Linked DNA regions of Homo sapiens: region 1 is linked to region 2. Evidence: chromatin contacts called from ENCODE Hi-C or POLR2A ChIA-PET data. All regions are on one chromosome and are shown on one strand. Each heading gives the region's core, a stretch centred on a gene start or an enhancer-like site at or near the end of the contact. The rest is flanking DNA. Distances are from core to core; before and after follow the strand shown. Region 1 overlaps SLC22A2 (solute carrier family 22 member 2). Region 2 holds the start of SLC22A3 (solute carrier family 22 member 3).

Region 1 (3,572 bases), core at 905-3,404, 110 kb after region 2:
GTAAAACACAAGCCCTTTTACTTCTTACTTCAAAGAAGGGGGTTAAAATTTTGCAAAAGGCAATTTCAAAACCCAGAGGAAATAAAGACCCACATTAAGAAAATGCATCAGCATAATGGAGCACCTGTGTTGATGCACCTGGAGCAATTAGATTTCAGGAGCGTCACATAGCACTTCCCTTCTGCTACTGCCAGCAGGAACACACCAGCACTGAGCCTTCTCTGGTTAACTGGAACACCTCAATGCACCCATTTCAGGCTCCTTTGACACCCATTCTGAGCTGCTTTTAATTGAATATGTGATGCTTTTTCCCATGGGCATATAGCACTCAATTTAGGGGAAGAGAAGAAGAAGAGATTTCACTCTCAGATGTACATGAGGGTGTAAAGGGAAAGGAAATTTAAAAATCTCAGGACCCCCAGAATCCTTATGCAAAAGGGAAGACTAAGCCTGGAGGTTGAGTCATGCAACACCCTCTTCCAGATGAATAGCTGTTACAAGCATTATACATCATGCCTCAGTTATCTACAAAGGACCACCCCTGCAGGTCATTCATAAGTAAATTCTTTGCTGGCCTCCTGTAGACAAGAATTTTAGGTCTACAATCTAAGCTTAGCTTCTAAAACTAAAGTCTGCTGATTCCACACTGATAATGTTGATTGCAAGCTTATTTCCCAATGTACAGAATAAAGACAAGATCAGTCATTCCTCCACCTACTCAGAGAGGCCTGCATAATTGATTCTTTTCTTTACTCCCATTTTCTCTTTAAACATTCACCTTATCATATGTAAAATGTAAATTTAACTGGGCACTAGTTAAAGTCTCACAAGGATGGAAACATTCCTCTACGGCCTACCTGCCCCTCTCCCTACCTGCCTCCCTACTTTAAGGAAATGTATAAATACCAACCTCCTGAAAGCCTCTTTGTAAAAACAGCCACAGATGTGTCTGTGGCTCATTGCTTTTCAGGGACATGCCCTAAAGCTGACTTAATAAACCTCGACTGACTGGGACATTTTCCTCAGTCACTCATTTCCGTTATCAGGGGAAGCTCCCACCACTTCACTCCTAAGGCTGCCCAATGCCCCACACAGCTACCCTGCTCATTCCTTTTCTTCCCCTTCTTCTCACGGAATTTGTGAGGGGGAAAATTTTCCACCACTCTAGATCTGCCAGCAAAAGTTCCAAACCACTGATGGAACTTACCTGCAAAACAGATGCAATGAATTCCTCCATGATCCAGTTTAATAGCAATAAGATGGCCAAAGTTGACAGAGCACAAGCTCTTTATCCTGAGATAACTTGGCCACAGAGTAGCTGGTGCTACTCCTGAGACATATGTGACCCCTATTTCTTTCTCCCCCAACACTGGCTAAGGAAACTGTCCTCAGAACCCTCTTTTCATCATGAGGAGGTACCCATCAAACCCTCTGTCCTCCTTCCTGCCATGGAGGAAGTTAGAGACCACTCAATCTTGGCCACTCCCTTAGGTGGACAGTGGGTGACTAATGGGTCAGCAGGACATTTCTGGATAGCAGATGGTTACTTCGTTACTGGAAAGAGGTCCTGACCCAGACCCCAAGAGGGGGTTCTTGGATCTTGCACAAGAAAGAATTCGAGGTCAATCCATAGAGTAAAAGGAAAGCAAGTTTATTAAGAAAGTAAAGGAATAAAGAATGGCTACTCCATAGGCAGAACAGCAGCATGGGCTGCTCAGTTGAGTAACCTATAGTTACTTCTGGATTATATGCTAAACAAGGAGTGGATTATTCGTGAGTTTTCCAGGAAAGGGATGGGCAGTTCCTGGAACTGAGGGTTCCTCCCCTTTTCAGACTATATAGGGTGACTTCCGGACATCACCATGGCATCTGGCATCTGTAAACTGTCATGGTGCTGGTGGGAGTGTCTTTTAACATGCTAATGCATTATAATTAGTGTATAATGAGTAGTGAGGATGACCAGAGGTCACTTCCATCGCCATCTTGGTTTTGGTGGGTTTGGGCCAGCTTCTTTACCACTTCCTGTTTTATCACCAAGGTCTTTGTGACCCTGTGTCTTTTGCTGACCTCCTATCATCCTGTGACTAAGAATGCCTAACCTCCTGGGAATGCAGCCCAGTAGGTCTCAGCCCCATTTTACCCAGCCCCTGTCCAAGACAGAGTCACTCTGGTTCAAACAACTTTGACAACTTCATGTTTCTCTAAGTACTATTTAACAAATAGTACTTTATTGACCCTTGTTCCTGCCTGACACCTTCCTGCAGGAAAGATAAAGGATTATAACTACATTTCAATATTTAAAGTAAACTCAAAGACAATTCTAATTTTATTCTTGAAAGTAATTTCATATTCTTCCCTCACTAACCTTTAGTATGAGTGGCTAGTGGAAAGAAAACCTAATAGTTTTTCATTTTAACTTCTTTCTCTTTCTTTTCCACACAATAATGGTGTGCTAATTGTGGTCTTGAAATAGCCATAAAACGATAATCAAAGAAGACTGAAAGTCAACACACTGGAAAATCCTGGCTGAAAGAGCACTGGAAAAATCAACAAGGATTATTCTGGTTAACTAGGCCTGTCTTTGCAAATATAAAATGCCAAACGAATGGTAATTTTATTAATCAGTTGTATTCATCATGATTCACTCACTTCAGAGATTCAGATGCCAGCTGAATGTGTTTCTTGTTTGCATTACTTACAATACAATAACCAAGTGAATCTTGGGAGGCTTGGAGACATTTTGAGAGGTTAATTATTTAATAGGCACTTCCACTGTATATACCATGTGCCAGGCACTATTCTAAGCCTTTGACAATATTAATTCATTTCAGCCTCATAACAAGCCTGTCTCTGTTACCAGAAAGGGGTCCCAATCCAGACCCCAAGAGAGGGTTCTTGGATCTCACACAAGAAGGAATTCAGGGCGAGTTCACAGAGTGATGTGAAAGCAAGTTTATTAAGAAAGTAAACAAATAAAGAATGGCTGCTCCATAGGCAGGGCAGCCCTGAGGGCTGCTTGTTGCCCATTTTTATGGTTATTTCTTAATTATATGCTAAACAAAGTGTAGATTATTTATGAGTTCCCCGTTTTTAGACCATATAAGGTAACTTCCTGATGTTGCCATGGCATTTGTAAACTGTCATGGCACTGGTGGGAGTGTAGCAGTGAGGACAACCAGAGGTCACTCTCATTGCCATCTTGGTTTTGGTGGGTTGTAGCCAGCTTCTTTATTGCAGCCTGTTTGATCAGCAAGGTCTTTATGACCTGTATCTTGTGCCAACTTCCTATCTCATCCTGTGACTTAGAATGCCTAACTGTCTGGGAATGCAGCCCTGTAAGTCTCAGCCTTATTTTACCCAGCCCCTCTTCAAGATAAAGTTTCTCTGGTTCAAACACCTCTGAGATTTCCCCATTCCCTTTTGTAAGAGAACTCTTAATCTTAATGGTTGCAGAGAGACAAAGATCCATCTTCTGTAACTTTTTCATTCTGATTAAGGGTGATGATATTTCTGATTAAGTATTAGGGTCTCTTGTATTCAGGGTAGAGAGGAGCTCAGTCAGAAAGCATCAG
Region 2 (3,468 bases), core at 4-2,503:
AACTTCCAAATGCACTGACTGCCCAAAATGTGGGGATCGCCCCCGCCCACCCGCCGGCAGCAGCCTCCGCCTGTAAATGGGTTGGGGATTTGCGTTGGAAGGCTGTGGCCCTCCCGCTATGTTCCTAAAATTTATTACCAGAAAAAAAAACTAAAATTTATCCAATACTTCAGTTTTCCCAACTTATCCCAGATGTTGCTCTTTGCCCCAAAGCAATTTTACCAAAACCATTCCCCGGGAAAGCCTCGACCTTTGTCCCCTTGCATTTTGAGTAACCATTTGGGCAACTGGAAAAAAGCTGCTGCTGCCTTCAAACGTTGGTTCGCCCTTTCCTTTGACCCTGGAGACCATAAGCGAATCCGGAACTGCCAACGTCGCTCACCCCAGAGACTGAAGTTCCCTATCGCGCACCTAACCATAATTTCCAATGACGGCGCCCGCACACCTCAAAGATAAGGAACGCGGTGCTGGGTCTTTGACTCCTGAGCAGGCGTGCGCCAGGCGTTTACAACTCGGCTTCGAAGAAAGTTTTTGTTCACACCCGAAACCAAAGTATCTGTGCATTAACTCACGGGCTCAGGCAGATAACGAAAGGCTTTTCCCAGCATTTACGACGCGGCACTTCCAAGGGTGCGCTGAATCCTGTCTGTCCCCAGAGGTAGCCGACCGGTCCCCGTCTCCACCGACCTCCCCTGGCGGCCAGCGTCTCACACGCGGCTTGTCCGCCTGGGAGCCAGCATCGTCCTCTCCCGCCGGCTTCCAAAGGGCCGGGGCGCCCTTACCTCGCTGACGATGGTGGAGTGGGCCTGGGCGTAGCGCCAGCCGCCGCGGCACGGCACAAGGGGAGCCGAGCGGTTGGGGAAGGCGGCGAGTGGGTCCGCGCAGCTGAGAGCGCTAGTGGCGGAGGCGCTGTCGTTGGCCGCCTCCAGGAGGTAGCGCTGGCAGCGGCCGCGGCGCTCGGGGGGCTCTGGGCCGCGGGAGGCGGGCGCCGTGCGGTTCCACTCCTCCTCCGGGCTCCAGCCGCAGCGCTCGGCCAGCGCCGCGGCACTTGGCCCGCGGCACCAGTAGTGGTCGGGCTGCGTGCCCAGGAAGACCACGCCGACGAAGAGGAAGGCGAAGGTGACGCCCGTCAGGCACAGCAGCAAAAACACGCGCCTCTGGAAGCGCCCGAACTCGCCCACCCGCTGCAGCGCCTCGTCGAAGGAGGGCATGGTGCGCCCGCCGCCCGCCGCCCGCAGCCCGCGCCTCGGAGTGACCCGCGGACCCAGCCGGCGGCCTCTCTTTACTCCGCCGCCTCCCCCGCGCCACCCGCCTCACTCGCCCTGGCGCTGTGCCGGCCGCAGCCGCTCCTCCTGCCCCCCGCGGCCCCCGCCTCTCTTCCCCGGGCGCCCGCAGCAGCCCCGGGCCACAGGTCGCGGGAGGGACGGCCGCGAGCCGGACGCACCCGGCCGGGGTGGGCGCGCGGTGGGGCTCGGGCGGTGCGGCCTGACTACGCGCCAGGGACCCGGCCGGGACCGCGAGTGACGGGCGCAGCCTCCGGCCTGGCGCGGAGCTCCTTTTGGTCCCTGCCAGCAGCCTGCTCTGCAGTCAGCCCCAGGTCGGGCTCCAGAAGAAGAAAGTTCCAGGGTCACCCGACCACTCCCGGAACTTCTGGGACCCGATCTCTCAGCGGCCCGGAGTGCAGCCCGGGGACTAAGGACGCGCGCGCGCGCCCCGGGTCCGGTGCCTGTGCCCGGGAGAGCCCCCTCCAGCCCTTGGCCCTTGCGCGTGCGGAGGCCTCCTGCGCCCATGTGGGGCAGGGCAGGGCAGGGCAGGGCAGGGCAGGGCAGGGCAGGGCAGGGCTGCCCGTTCCCAGCACAGCGCTGGCCATCGCCCTCGACCCATCGAGAGCTACAACTTGGGATTTGATCACCCAACTTTCCCCAGAGGGCAGCCGGGCAACCCACACAGGCGAAGGGGCTTGCTCAGCGTCCAGGAGGTTTGGGGTGAGAAGGGATCGCCTCAAGGCCAGGCCTGATGCAGACCTCCTTCGCCAGGGCCTTCCCACCCACCTTCGGTCTGAACGCCAGGGAAGGGTGTTGGTGGTTGGTTTGAATCCTGGTTTTTCCGCTTACTTATTGCGCCTGCCAATTCGGCAGAGCGCGATCAGAACTTCCCGCCCAGGCTGCCCAGGCTGCTGGGTCCATGCTGGGACGCCTTCCCCGGGCTGGGTCGCGGTCCCCCCACGCCCCCACGTTATCGGCCCACGTTCTGCCTTTAGCTCACTTTTCTCCAAGGCCTTGGGAGGACTTGCGGTTCCTCCTCCGGAACAAGGAGTTTGAAGCCAGGCTGCTTGGATTCAAACTGGCCTCATGTCCTCACCAGCAGTTTCAACTGCCCGCTGGACCCCAGACTCAGTCTGTCCCCCTCCAACCCAGCTCCCCTTTCCTGCCCTGCCTTTCGGTGCAACCATGTCCTGGGCCCAGACTCAGAACCTCAGTATGGCGGGGACACCACTCACTCCTCAGGCCTGTACTCTTAGGTCATCTCGGCTTGGAACCCCTTTTGCCAATGTTGGAGCTCAGAAAACAATACGCCAAAATGAAGGCCTCAGAAGCAGTCTCTGTGTCATCTTCTGCCCTCCTGTCTCTCGGTCCCATTCTCCCCCAGGCTAGCCATCGAAACCAGAACGCTTTTCCCCAAAGCCAGTCATAAAACAAAAATATCACTGTGATTTTCCCTCACTTGTCTGTGTAAAAACTGGCCATAAAGAAATCAACTGTTCTACCTTGTTGATTGCAGTCCTAAGACCTCCCATTCCACAGAAGAACCTGCCCCTTACCCAGAAGGAAAAAAAGGCTGCTCAGAGAGGCCAAGAAGAATCTAGAGCCACCGGCCTCGCTGGGTTTCCTCACTCAGTATCAGCATCAGATCACACCCTTTTGGTCCAATCCTATTTCGACAGGGCTCTCCATGTTTTGTTGAACCTAAGCATAAAACTAGGCAATTTCCCCTGTATCTTTGGGCCTTCCTTCTGAAGGCCCCCATGTACACCTTAAATAAATAAGTACACCTTTTCTTCTAGCCATCTGCCTCTTGTCAGTGAATTTTCAGGGAACTGGGACCAGTCAACAACCCACCCCAACCTCTGCATACACTAGCACATTCCCCCCTTTCCTGCTTTGTCTCCAAAGCACTTATCATCACCATATATTGTCATAGATATGTTTTTATTCATTTATCATATATTTATATTTATACTTATTCATTTTATTTATTTATCTTATCTGTGTCTCTCCATTACAACTCAAGTTTCATGAGGGCAGACAGTTTTGTATTTTCTTCTATCGATACCTTCTGGAACAGTGCTTGGTGCATTGTAGGTGCTCAGTAAATATTTGTGAAATAAACAGATGCTTCTTGACTCCCCCACCACACACACTCACACACACTCATACACACTCACATGTCCCCTCATCTCAGCTATGT

Evidence for each region. Hi-C counts contacts between places; a loop is a spot of excess contacts on that map. ChIA-PET counts read pairs that join two places held with the same protein, here RNA polymerase II (POLR2A). Pooled maps may share reads with other maps.
Region 1: a map of ascending aorta shows a loop between it and region 2 (2.4-fold over the local background). The contact joins the enhancer-like site here to the promoter of SLC22A3 in region 2. A Hi-C loop is called at or near these places in 5 of 168 maps with a recorded cell type or tissue (Caco-2, aorta, ascending aorta and 2 more) and 5 of 50 pooled maps. POLR2A ChIA-PET finds 5 or more read pairs at or near these places in 2 of 52 experiments (OCI-LY7 and WTC11).

Annotation. Positions count from the first base shown.
Region 1 is chr6:160,237,498-160,241,069 of GRCh38, reverse strand. All of the region lies in intron 9 of SLC22A2 (solute carrier family 22 member 2), which reads left to right. Among named protein-coding and RNA genes, the nearest start is that of SLC22A2, 20 kb to the left of the region's middle. RefSeq lists enhancers at 44-938, 939-1,834. Within about 2 kb of position 2,154, at least 4 of the 41 ENCODE cell types and tissues checked have a DNase peak (open chromatin) inside an H3K27ac peak, as active enhancers do; they include ascending aorta, where a contact is called at or near this core.
Region 2 is chr6:160,346,163-160,349,630 of GRCh38, reverse strand. It overlaps SLC22A3 (solute carrier family 22 member 3), which reads right to left and starts at 1,253. Exons shown (of 11, transcript NM_021977.4): 1 at 783-1,253. The coding sequence starts at 1,211.